Linked DNA regions of Homo sapiens: region 2 is linked to region 1. Evidence: read pairs that join two places in POLR2A ChIA-PET (ENCODE). Cell type or tissue: HepG2. All regions are shown on one strand. Each heading gives the region's core, and the rest is flanking DNA. Links, peaks and the distances in the headings are about the cores only. Region 1 has its middle 4.8 kb from the start of JUP. Region 2 overlaps ATP6V0A1 (ATPase H+ transporting V0 subunit a1).

Evidence for each region. Peaks named below come from ENCODE experiments on the same cell type or tissue, not always from the same donor. Only the 100,000 strongest peaks of a DNase experiment are listed, where the experiment ranks them.
Region 2: POLR2A ChIA-PET joins it to region 1 with 5 read pairs; 1 of 35 experiments calls an interaction of 5 or more read pairs at or near these places.

What each region holds. Positions count from the first base shown.
Region 1 is chr17:41,787,272-41,795,757 of GRCh38, reverse strand. No RefSeq gene overlaps it. Among named protein-coding and RNA genes, the nearest start is that of JUP, 4.8 kb to the right of the region's middle. RefSeq lists enhancers at 2,234-2,897, 3,562-4,225 and a cis regulatory region at 2,229-3,082. In HepG2, for the core only: a CTCF peak has its summit at 1,842 (motif pointing left); DNase peaks (open chromatin) are centred at 1,717, 2,073 and 2,527; H3K4me3 peaks cover 1,721 bases.
Region 2 is chr17:42,482,879-42,486,878 of GRCh38, reverse strand. ATP6V0A1 (ATPase H+ transporting V0 subunit a1) reads right to left here. Exons shown (of 22, transcript NM_001130021.3): 9 at 3,748-3,841. Among named protein-coding and RNA genes, the nearest start is that of MIR548AT, 9.9 kb to the left of the region's middle. RefSeq lists a silencer at 2,179-2,238. In HepG2, for the core only: a CTCF peak has its summit at 2,389; a DNase peak (open chromatin) is centred at 2,308.

The DNA.
Region 1 (8,486 bases), core at 549-4,548:
GTAGAGACGGGGTTTCACCATGTTGCCCAGGCTGGTCTTGAATTCCTGACCTCAACTGATCCGCCTGCCTTGGGCTCCCAAAGTGCTGGGATTACAGGCATGAGCCACCGTGCCTGGCCAAAATATTCAACAAGTTCTCATAAAATAGGCTTCATGTTAGGCGATTTTGCCCCACTGTAGGCTGAAGTGTTCTGAGCCCATCTGAGGTAGGCTAAACTAAGCCATGATGTAGGTTAGGTGTATTAAGTACATTTTCTTCTTTTTTTTTAATTTTTAATTTTAATTTTTTCCCCTTGTCTCCTCTCACAATCTTCTTTTTTTTTTTTTGGAGATAGGGTTTCGAACTGTTGCCCAGGCTAGAGTGCAGTGGCATGATCTCGGATTACTGCAACCCCCACCTTCCAGGCTCAAGTGAACCTTCTGAGCAGGTGAGACTACAGGCATGTGCCACCATGCTCAGCTCATTTTTTAACGTTTTGTACAGATGGGGGCTCCCTATATTGCATTTCAACTTACAATGTCTATGAGGACATAACCCCCCTCTGAAGTTGAGGAGCATCTGCACTTGATCCTTTCTTTTTTCTTTTCTTTTCTTTTTTTTTTTTTTTTGGAGACAGAGTTTCGCTCTTGTTGCCCAGGCTGGAGTGCAATGGCGCGATCTCGGCTCACCACAACCTCCACCTCTCGGGTTCAAGCGATTCTCCTGCCTCAGCCTCCTGAGTAGCTGGGATTACAGGTGCCCGCCACCAAGCCCAGCTAATTTTGTATTTTTAGTAGAGACAAGGTTTCTCCATGTTGGTCAGGCTAGTCTCGAGCTCTCTACCTCAGGTGATCTGCCCACCTCGGCCTCACAAAGTGCTGGGATTACAGGCGTGAGCCACCTCGCTCAGCCTTGATCCTTTCGCTCTCCAGAAGAACTTACTAAGTGAGGTCATGTGCAAAGAAGAGGCCAAGAGAACTTGACATTTTCCATTTGAGGTCACCCTTTTCACCTTTCTTTTCAGAAGAAAAGTGTGATATTGTGTTTCTGGGGTAAAATAAGGGGTAGCTAAGCCAAATTACTTTATTTTTCCTTGACTACTGGGCTAAATCCTCCTGACCTTCCTGGAGGAGGAGGCTGGGAAGGGGCAAGTTTCAGCCAATGTAGCTGGAGAATTTGGCCTTTCCTCCCTGGCCCCAGGCAGTAGGGGGTCATTTGAGGGCCTCACAGCCCTAAAAAAAAAAAAGCTCCCATTAAAATTTTTTACCTTATCTCCGGATGAGGTTATAAACCCAGTCACGAGACAGGGGCAGGACTGAAGTCAGAAAACCCTGTCATATGACTTTAACCTTGCGTATAATTGTTTTGATAACTCCATTTTGTTTATTTATTTTAAAATACATCTGTATCCTCAAACACGGAAATGTTCCCGGCTTTGGAGCCCCTTTCCCCCAGCTCACACACACTTTGGACCCGGCAGCCTTCTTCTCCATCAACCCTTATTGGCAGCCTGGCCCAAGCTTCACCCTCCCCCATGCACCCACCCCTCCCCCTGGCTACTTCCAGGTTCTCTGTTGGGGCCATAAATGCTCCAGGAGATGTAAGTTGGCTGCTGCTTCCACTGGAGGCTGAAGTGCTGATGAAATATTCAAGGATCTCAACTCTCAAATTCCCTGGGGGCCGTGGGATGGGACTGGGAAAGATGGGATGAAAGTACAAGGCCAGGGGCCGCTGAGTCCTGTCCCAGTTCTCAGCCAGGTGGAGTCCAGCGCTTAAAGACCTGGGAAGCAGAGAGGGCCGGAGGGCGAGAGGCGGGGGTGGGGAAGGGTCTGTTTGCATAATTGATGGCTAGAGGCTCTAGGTGGTGCCATCCGCTGGTCGGCTTAGGGGAAGTAAGGCCTGAGTCTGGGACCACCCAGAGCCACCCCCTCCCCCAGCCCTGGCTGTCTAACTCCAAGGTTTTCCTGGGGTCACACCTCTGAGCTGACAAAATCAAGCTGGCAAAATTGGTTCTCGTCTCCTCCCTGACTGCAGCCCGTCTTTGCCTTCCTTGGGGTGGAAAGAGACCTACATTGGTGGGGGAGGTGAACTGGCTGGCAGAAGACCAAGGTTCAAGTCCCAGCCCTGCCAGGAATTTTCTTGTGTGATCTTGGGGAAGTCCCTCTCCTGGCTCCAGCCGCAGTTTCTTCATAGATGCAGGGAAAAGGGGGCTCCGCTTAGACTATGCCTTCTTCCTCTTCCCAAGGCTCTCCACAGGTCAGGGAGAAATGGCTGCCTCCAGCCGTGTGTGCGCGTGAGAGGGATGGCCTCTCCGTGGGAAGCATGCCTTGTCAGGGCAGGCATCTCTCCTGGCTTGTGGAAAGAGGGAGGAGCGGGACAGGCTGGCAGGGCAGGTGGGGCCCCAGCTGTGTCAGCCTGTGCATGGAGTCGCCCAGACCAGGAGCAGGAAGCGGGTGACTCAGGTCGCAAAGGCTCGGCTACCCCTCCCCACTCAGGAGGAGGGTGTTGCTTAGGGAGTTGGTGAACCAGCTCTGGAGCCCGATCTAGATGCCACCGGTCCTGGAGTTTCAACTTGCGGGGCTTGGGGTGAATAAGGAGGGGCAGCCTGGGACAGGCATTCTCTGGAGAGGTTTCGACAGACCCTCCTCCAGCCTCTCCCTCCACCACCACTGGCCGCTGCTATCTCACCCTGGCCTGTACTATTTCTGGCCCGTCCTATCTCTGTTTTCTTGTCTCCTGTTTTCCTTCTGACATTCCATCCCCACCCACACGCCTTGCAGTGAAGTGTCGCTGGAGCTACATCTGTAATTAAAAGACACACGCCCACAGGACCAGGCTGTGGGCAGCCTCTGGCCTCAAGGCCCCTCCCCTGGACACAAGGCAGGAAAAAAGGCAGGAGTCCATCTCCCCACAGCCTCCCTCCAGAGCCCTGCAGCCTCCTGCTCCCTTCCCAGCTTCTGGCCATGCTTGGGCCCACTCCAGCCAGCAGAGTTTGGGAGCCTGCAGGCTCTTCTGCAGCTGTGTCCTCCCCGAGCCCTGAAGGGGGCCTTCTGAGTAAGCCCCCACCCCCAAAGCCAGTGGGCAGGGCCAAGAGCACAAATGAGGCCTACATGCCATAGATCTAGGTAAGTTACAGAGCACACTCCCAGGCCAGTTGTGGTGACTCACACCTGTAATCCCAGCACTTTGGGAGGCCGAGGCGGGTGGATCACTTGGGGTCAGGAGTTCAAGACCAGCCTGGCCAACATGGTGAAACCCCATCTCTACTAAAAATACAAAAATTGGCCGGGCATGGTGGCACGTGCCTGTAATTCCAGCTACTTGGGAGGCTGAGGCATGATAATCACTTGAACCTGGGAGGCGGAGGTTGCAGTGAGCCAAGATTGCACCACTGCACTCCAGCCTGGGCAACAGAGCAAGACTCTGTCTCAACAAAAACCCAAAAAAACAAAAAATGGAGCATGCTCCTGAACTGCTAGGTCAGATATACCTTGACAGTTGCACCCCCGCGATGACCTGAAAGTCCATGATGGAGTCCCAAGTTCTCACTGTGTCAGGGCATGGCAGCCCCATGGAGAACGGCTCCTCCCTGGCCCCCAGCCAGGGCCTGGACTATTTCCCTTTCCTTAGCACCTCTGGCTCTGCCTGCGCCACAAGGTCCTCCAGCCCTTGCATGGAGATTTCCTAGCGCGCATCCATGCTGCCTCTATCTCCCCACCCCAGCAATAACTGCCCTTTGTCATGTCCCTAGTTTGGCCCAAGTGTGTCCATGCACAGTAGCACTGGTGCCGCTGCTCCTGGGGAGAAGGACCAGAGTCAGCGACCTGCAGGCCTGGAAAGTAGGGTCAGTGTTGGGCAGGAATTCCAGAGTTTCTGGTGCTGGTCCCTGGAGTGTGGTCTAGAAGGAATGTGAAGTCCATGTAGGCTCCTCTGTCCCTTTGCCCCTGTGTGGAGGGGGCAACCCCAGGAGGGCCAGAGTGGAGGCCTTTTAAAGGCCAGGATCGGCCAGGCATGGTGGTTCAGGCCTGTAATTCCAGCACTTTGGGAGGCCGAGACAGGCGGATGACGAGGTCAGGAGATCGAGACCATCCTGGCTAACACTGTGAAACCCCGTCTCTACTGAGAAAAAAAAAAACAAAAAATTAGCCAGGCATGGTGGCACGTGCCTGTAGTCCCGGCTACTCAGGAGGCTGAGGCAGAAGAATCACTTGAACCCGGGAGGCGGAGGTTGCAGTGAGCTGAGATCGCACCACTGCACTCCAGCCTGGGTGACAGAGTGAGACTCCAAAAACAAAAAACAAAAAACAAAAAACAGGCCAGGACCTGGAGAGAAACTGGGTGTAAAGATGGCTCTGGCCAGGTGTGGTGGCTCACACCTGTAATCCCCACACTTTGGGAGGCTGAGGTGGGAGGATCACTTGAAGCCAGGAGCTCCAGACCAACCTGGGCAACATGGTGAGACCTCATCTCTACCAAAAAAAAGAAAAAAAATTAGCTGGGTGTGGTAGCGGCTGTGGTCAGCTACTCAGGAGGCTGAGGCTAGGGGATCCCTTGAGCCCAGGAGGTTGAGGCTGCAGTGAGCTGTGATTTCGCCACTGCACTCCAGTTCTGGCAGCAGAGTGAGACCCTGTCTCTGAGAAAAAAAAAAAAAAAAAAAAAAGGCTGGCTTTGTCCCTGGGCTGAGAGATGGCTCATACCCAAGGTGCCTCTAGCTTTCTGCATTGCCTTTCTTTCAAGTCTGCCATCCGGGAAGAACCTCCCGTTGTGTGATTTCCTTTTCTGCTGCTGCAAAGCGCGGGGAAGAGGCTACTGGGTGATGAAAATGTACCATCATCAGCCTGAAGTTTGGCAACCCAGCTGGTCACCCTGGGCTCCCCTTTATAGAAGTGGTTATGTCTTAGGCTACCTGAGGCTGAAGAGGCAGGAAGAAGGGTGTGTGTGTGTGTGTGTGTGTGTGTGTGTGTGTGTGCGCGCGCGTGTATTAGAGAAAGCTGGTGTTTGTGTATCTGAATCTGCACCCGCAAGTGTATATCCCTGAGGTGTGAGCATAGAAGGTTGTGTGTGTGTGTGTGTGTGTGGCTTGTGTACGTCTAAATTTCTACCTGTCTCTGGGGAAAAGGCCCCCATAGAATAAGGACTGTGGGTTTTTTTTCTTTTTTTTTACTTTTGAGCTGGAGTTTCGCACTTGTTGCCCAGGCTGGAGTGCAATGGCACGATTTCTGCTCACTGCAACCTCTGCCTCCCGGGTTCAAGCGATTCTCCTGCCTCAGCCTCCTGAGTAGCTGGGATTACAGGTGTGTGCCACCACGCCCAGCTAATTTTTTGTATTTTTAGTAGAGATGGGGTTTCTCTGTGTTGGTCAGGCTGGTCTCGAACTTCCGACCTTGGATGATCCACCCGCCTCGGCCTCCCAAAGTGCTGGGATTACAGGCATGAGCCACTGTGCCCGGCCCTAAGGACTGTGTTTGAATGGAGAACAGAAACTCTTCCATCTCCTTGTATGGCCCAGAGGCCTCGTGGAAGATGAGGGGGGTTGTGAGATAAGGAGAGGACGGTGGCCTGGTGGTCCTGGACACTGGCTGATGGTGTGCACCCTCCCCTAGAAAAGAGCCTCCCTCCCACCAGTCCCTCACTGAACCTCTCTGCGCCAGTTACTTCTGTCTCTGCAGCAGCTTGAGATGGGCCATGTGGTACCCTTATATTCTCTACTCTGAAGCACTAGCAAGCTGCAAGGTTGAGTTACCCATATGTGTTTTTGGCAGCCCATGGACTCTGCTTCCACTGAGCCCTGGGCAAGAGGAAGGAATTGAAACTGCAGGAATAGGAATTGAGGCTGGACATTAGAACAAGGAGACAGGGGCATTCACCATAAGGGAGGCTGCAGGATCTTCTTTCCTGGACATTTGTCAGAGAATTCTTGCCTTTAAAGGTTTGCAGGCAGGGGACTGGATAAGATGACCTTGCGGCCTTTTCTTCAAGTTCAAGCTACAGGGGAGACTGTGGTCACAGAAACCCCCATCCTATCCCTACATACCTCCTTTCACAAGAGACCAAATTGCCTGTGCAGACAGCTGAGTCTAGGAAACATCATTTCTGATTCTATTCTGTATTCTCAGATACAGATGAATCTCAGTGCCTGCCAGGCACATAGTAGGTGCTTAAAGAGAATCCCTTGATCTGGGAGGAGAGACTCAGCTCTAATCCCAGTCTTTGCCGCTGCTGTGGTGGTGCTTCCACCAGTCCCAGCCTGTGTGTTTAGCTCTGGGGCTGGTGTTATGCAACATGTTCCATGCTAAGACACGCAGGGGGCATTCTGGGGAGACACACACACACACACACACACACACACACACACACGGTTTATTCTGAAACCTTATTTCTGCTCCTCCACCCACATGGGCTCCTCCACCCCTCTCTGCAGTCAACCAGCCCTACCCTGCCTCTTTGCTGAGGTCAGGAGAAATAGGAAGGAGTCAGGCCAGGCTTGGAGCTGGGACGTATGTGTGTGTGCATGTGTGGAGGTGGGAGGTGGGCAGAAGGGGGAAGAAATGAAACCCTGGCAGCTGCAGCAGTCCAGGATTGTGAGCCCATTCCTTCCCCAGCTGTGGCCTGGCTACAGCTCTATGTGACAGGGTGACAAGCAGGTGGATGGGGCAGGGGTAAGGCAGGGATAAAGATAGGGAGGTAAGCTGGAGGATGGAGAGTTGAGGAAACAGGCAAAGGGCGGTGGCCCTGGTTATGGGATGGCCACTAGTTCAGGGATGTCCGTATCTCCCTGGCCCTGCTTTTGGATGGCGCAACTTCAGAAGGGAGAATGTTCAGCTACCATTCTTTTCTCTGGTGGGGAAAGTGGTCAAGGTTGCTGCTAAGGTACCTTCATCCAGCCCATCCTGTGTGCTAGCTTTGGGGCTGTAGAGCTTTGTTGATGGGGGACCCTTTTCTAAACCACCACTCCTCCAAAACCCACCCACACACGCTGCTTCTGCTTATCCTTCTATGAGCTCTTTGAAGGTTGGGATCATTTTTATTTCCTGTGTCACCAGGTTTTATTTTCTGTGTTCACCAGTGCCTAACATACAGTTGACAATGAATACTCAAGTGTTGAATGAAGGAATGTTTGTAGGGCCCTTGGCACACCATACAGCCACGAGCAGCATTCATGTCATCAACCACAGAAAGGAAGTGCCCTTGTCTTCTTAAGCTGCCTGTGAGAAGTCCTTTTTATTTTTTTGAGACAGAGTCTCACTCTGTCACCCAGGCTGGAGTGCAATGGCATGATCTCAGCTCACTGCAACCTCTGCCTCCCGGGTTCACGCCATTCTCCTGCCTCAGCCTCCCGAGTAGCTGGCATTACAGGTGCCCGCTGCCATGCCTGGCTAATTTCTGTATTTTCAGTAGAGATGGGGTTTCACCATGTCGGCCAGGCTGGTCTCGAACTCCTGACCTCAAGTGATCTGCCCACCTTGGCCTCCCAAATTGCTGGGATTACAGGCATGAGCCACCACGCCTGGCCGAGAAGTTCTCTCTGATCTCTACCCCAGGCTCTCCTATCGCAGAGGGGTGTGCTGCCCGGTTTATTTTTTTCTTTTCTTTTTTTTTTTTTTGTTTGAGATGGAGTCTCGCTCTGTCATGCCCAGGCTGGAGTGCAGTGACATGGTCTCGGCTCACTGCAACCTCCGCCTCCCAGGTTCAAGCAATTCTCCTGCCTCAGTCTCCCAGGCAGCTGGGATTATAGTTGCCCGCCACCACGCTCGGCTAACTTTTTGTATTTTTTGTAGAGATGGGGCTTCACCATATTGGCCAGGCTGGTGTTGAACTCCCGACCTCAGGTGATCCACCCGCCTTTGCCTCCCAAAATGCTGAGATTACAGGAGTGAGCCACTGCGCCTGGCCTGCCCCGTTTCTTTCATGCCAGGGCTGGATTTCCTTCAGATCTGCTGCTTGATGTTTCCAAGCCCACCAAAGCCTCCTGACACCAATACTGTATTTTTGTGCCAATTAATTGTTCTGTCTCTCCTCCAAGTGTTTGTGCCTTTTCTCTGCCCCTTCCCCATTGCCTTGACATTTTATGTCTATGCTCCTCTTCCATGAGGGGAACAGCTGGTTTGATGGTCCTTCAAATGAGAGGAAGGAGGTTCTAGCTTGGGGTGTGCCACTTTGTAGTTTTGTGACTTCTCTGAACTTCGGTTTCTTCATCTTTACAATGAGGGTCGTTTTCTCATCCTAACTATTTTTCAGAGCTGTCACAATAATTAAAAAAAAACATACCGTTAATTTAAATTTCTAACCTTTAGCAGTTTCTGAGTGCTTTCACAAACCTGACCTCATTTAATCCCCACATACTCCAGTGAGGTAGATATGGCTAATGTATCCAGTTTACAGAAGAGGAGAAACAGGGTGAAGTAACTTGCCTAAAATCATACCAAGTGGGAGAAGACCAAACCTGGCCTTCTAATTCTAAATCCCAGGAGTACTCCATCTTTCGGGAAAAAAATCCCACCCCAGC
Region 2 (4,000 bases), core at 1-4,000, 690 kb before region 1:
AAATGTAGGTCACTGCCTTTAACTTGGCTTATTAAAGAGCAACGACTTTCTATGTGGGGAATGTAACTCAGTAGGCATCACAAGCCCAGGAGCTGACAAATTAACAAATCCACACAGAATCCTTTGCACATGGGCCAGCATCAGGAGAGGGTGGAAAGAGGCAGTGCTGAATACCACCACCAGCCTACACTGGGAACATGGGCCAGGAGACGCCATGGGATCAGGAGCACCTGTGATCTTTACAGGGGGCTTGGACTGCCACATACCACTGCCATCATGAGGGCAGCTAAGGTGTTACCTTTATGTCAGGCTTCTCATCAGAGGAAAAAATGGTTCAGTGTTGATCCTTTTGAAATCAGTACAGATTTCCCTCAGAGGAATTACAGTGCCAAGACTAAGGTGGGAGGAAGGTACAGGAACATTTTACATTCCACTGGCTTAATACCAAATATTTAATTTTTTTTTTTTGAGATGGAGTCTCGCTCTGTGGCCCAGGCTGGAGTGCAGTGGCGTGGTCTCAGCTCACCACAACCTCCACCTCCCGGGTTCAAACGATTCTCCCGCCTCAGCCTCCTGAGTAGCTGGGATTACAGGCGCGCGCCACCATGCACGGCTAATTTTTATATTTTTAGTAGAGACGGGGTTTCACCATGTTGGTCAGGCTGGTCTCGAACTCCTGACATCGTGATCCACCCACCTCGGCCTCCCAAAGTGTTGGGATTACAGGCATGAGCCAACATGTCCAGCCCATATTTAAGTTTTTAATAGCAGGTGTGGCTAAGCCTGTTGCTTCCAACTGGAAGAAATTAGGCAAGCAACCCAAAGCACAAGTCTCCATCATAGACAATTCTTCAAGTTAGTTCAGAACAAAGCAGTAACTACTCCCTGAAAAATTGTCTTGGGCAGAGGAAGGTGACTTCCTTTGTTTTGTTTTGCTTTGTTTTTAAAAGCAAAGCCATGTCATGCTAGGAAACACATCACTTGAAGATAGCTACTTTCTTTCCTTCTGGTTGTGGACTATTTCACAATTACTATTACTCACTCCTGTAATCCCAGCACTTTGGGAGGCCAAGGCAGGAGGATTGTTTGAGGTCAAGAGTTCCAGACCAGTTTGGGCAACATAGTGAGACCCTATCTCTACAAAAACATACCAAAAAATAATTAGCTGGGCATGGCAGCAGGCACCTGTAGTCCCAGCTACTTGGGAGGCTGAGACAGATTGTTTGAGCCTAGTCGGTCAAGGCTGCAGTGAGCCAAGATTGTGCCACTGCATTCCAGCCTGGGTGACAGAGTGAGATCTGTCTTTAAAACAAAACAAAACAAAACAAAACAAAACAAACAAACAAAACACAAAAAACCCTTCTTCTAGAAGGATGCTAAAGAAACTAGCAAGCAATGTTCTATTTGCCGTTCTCTTTCCTCATCCCATTCCTTGGTATTCAATCCCTTTTTAAACTTTCAGTTCCTACAGCTAGATTTTTAAAAAATCAAATTCTGGTCAGTTATAATGACTACCACATATGCTCTTTAAATCTACCCATAGGTCTGGAAGGAGATTAAGACAGCCTTAGAACCCAGAATATACTAATATAGCCTATCACTCACCAGCAGTTCTAAAACTCTCTCTCTCTGCTTAAACAGGTTAAGTGTATCTCAAAGGAGCCAGCAATAGGTCAGGTTGGTGGGTCATATATGATGGAGGTCACTGAGAGTTAAAATGGAAGTTACAGGCTGGGCACGGTGGCTCATACCTGTAATCCCAGGACTTTGGGAGGCCGAGGCAGGCAGATCATCTGAGGTCAGGAGTTCAAGACCAGCCTGGCCAACATGGCAAAACCCCATCTCTACTAAAAATACAAAAATTAGCCAGGTATGGTGGCAGGCATCTGTAATCACAGCTACTCAGGAGGCTGAGGCAGGAGAATTGCTTGAATCTGTGAGGCAGAGGTTGCAGTGAGCCGAGATCGCGCCACTGCACTCTAGCCTGAGAGACAGAGCAAGACTCTGTCTCAAAAAAAAAAAAAAAGAAAAGAAAAGAAAAAAGAAATGGAAGTTACAACATACCCCTGACAATTCCTGACAATTCTGCCACTGCCAAAAGGAACTGCCTTTGGGATTAAGTATGTTTATTAATATTCTAAGGGGGCAATCATCACTTTCATTCTTTCAAAGGGAACAAAGCCCCACTCACCAGCCTTTCCTTCCATGTACACACAGTTCACAACTCCTCCCTCAGAGCCCTGTGATAACCGTGGTGTGCATAAACCACACTTACTGCAATTTGGCAAAACTCCAACACAGTCTCTTCTTGGGTACAAAAGTCACACCAGAGCTTTTTGGCTAGTCTGTGTGGTTAAGATCAAAGGTGACCGCAAGGATGCATGCCGAGCTATTGGGACCAGCTGCCTCAGGAGGGTGTGTGGGAGAAGGCAGAACTGACTACTCATGTATTTTTAGATTGTTTGATATATATTTGTCTTAACTAAGCATACTTTTAAAAAATTATTATCATAAAAACTATCAGCCGGGCGCGGTGGCTCACACCTATAATCCCAGTACTTTGGGAGACCGAGGCAGGCAGATCACACGGTCAGGAGATCGAGATCATCCTGGCTAACACGGTGAAACCCTGTCTCTACTAAAAAATACAAAAAATTAGCCGGGCGTGTGGCGGGCCCCTGTAGTCCCAGCTACTCGAGAGGCTGAGGCAGGAGAATGGCGTGAACCCGGGAGGTGGAGCTTGCAGTGAGCCGAGATCGCGCCACTGCACTCCAGCCTGGGTGACAGAGACTCCGTCTCAAAAACAAACAAACGAACAAACAAAACAAAAAACAAAAAACAAAAAAAACTATCTCAGACTTGGCTGGGCGCAGTGGCTCACGCCTATAATCCCAGCACCTTGGGAGGCTGAGGCAGGTGGATCACTTGAGGTCAGGAGTTCAAGACCAGCCTGGCCAATATGGTAAAACCCCATCTCTACTAAAAATACAAAAATTAGGCCAGGCACAGTGATTCACACTTGTAATCCCAGCACTTTGGGAGGCCAAGGTGGGAGGATCACTTGAGGTCAGGCGTTTGAGACCAGCCTGGCCAACATGGTGAAACCCTGTCTCTACTAAAAATACAAAAATTAGCCAGGTTTAGTGGCACATGCTTGTCATCCCAGCTACTTGGGAGGATGAGGCAGGAGAATCGCTTGAACCTGTGAGGCAGAGGTTGCAGTGAGCCAAGATCACACCACTGCACTCCACCCTGGGCAAAAGAGCAAGACTCCATCTCAAAAAAATAAATAAAAATACAAAAATTAGTCGGGCATGGTGGCACATGCCTGTAATCCCAGCTACTCAGGAGGCTGAGGCAGGAGCATCACTTGCGCCTAGGAGGCGGAGGTTGCAGTGAGCTGAGACAGCGCCATGGCATTCCAGCCTGGGTGACAGAGTGAGACTCTGTCTCAAAAAAAAAAAAAATCTCAGACCCATGAGGTGGAGAGGAATTGAATATGCTAGGCAACAACGATTCTAGATGCTTTACATTCCTGTCTCGTTTGAGGATGGCTAATGCTATTTTTAACCATCATTCCCTGATACTTTCTCAGCTCCCAGAAGGACATATTACCCATGTACATTTCTTTTTTTGGTATCCTGGTTTGCTACAGGTACCTTATAGAATATCAGCATTTCAAGGAAGGATAATGGTCTCGTATTCCAGTATTTCACAAAAACAAATTCCCTCCAGCCTTCTGCATACCATTTGGAGATCATCAATCCTGGTATTCACTCCAGAAGCCATTTCCTTCCTCTCCTGTGGTGTCTCAGGACAGGGATAGAGTGAGGCTCGGAACCTGGAATATAAGAACATCGAAGTTTCTTAACTTATCTAATTTAAATAATCTCAGAAAGTAATCCTAATGTACCAGAAGGACCAAAACAGGATTAGGTCAGACCGATGTATTAAGTCAACACTTTTTTTTTTTTTTTTTTTTTGAGACAGAGTTTCACTC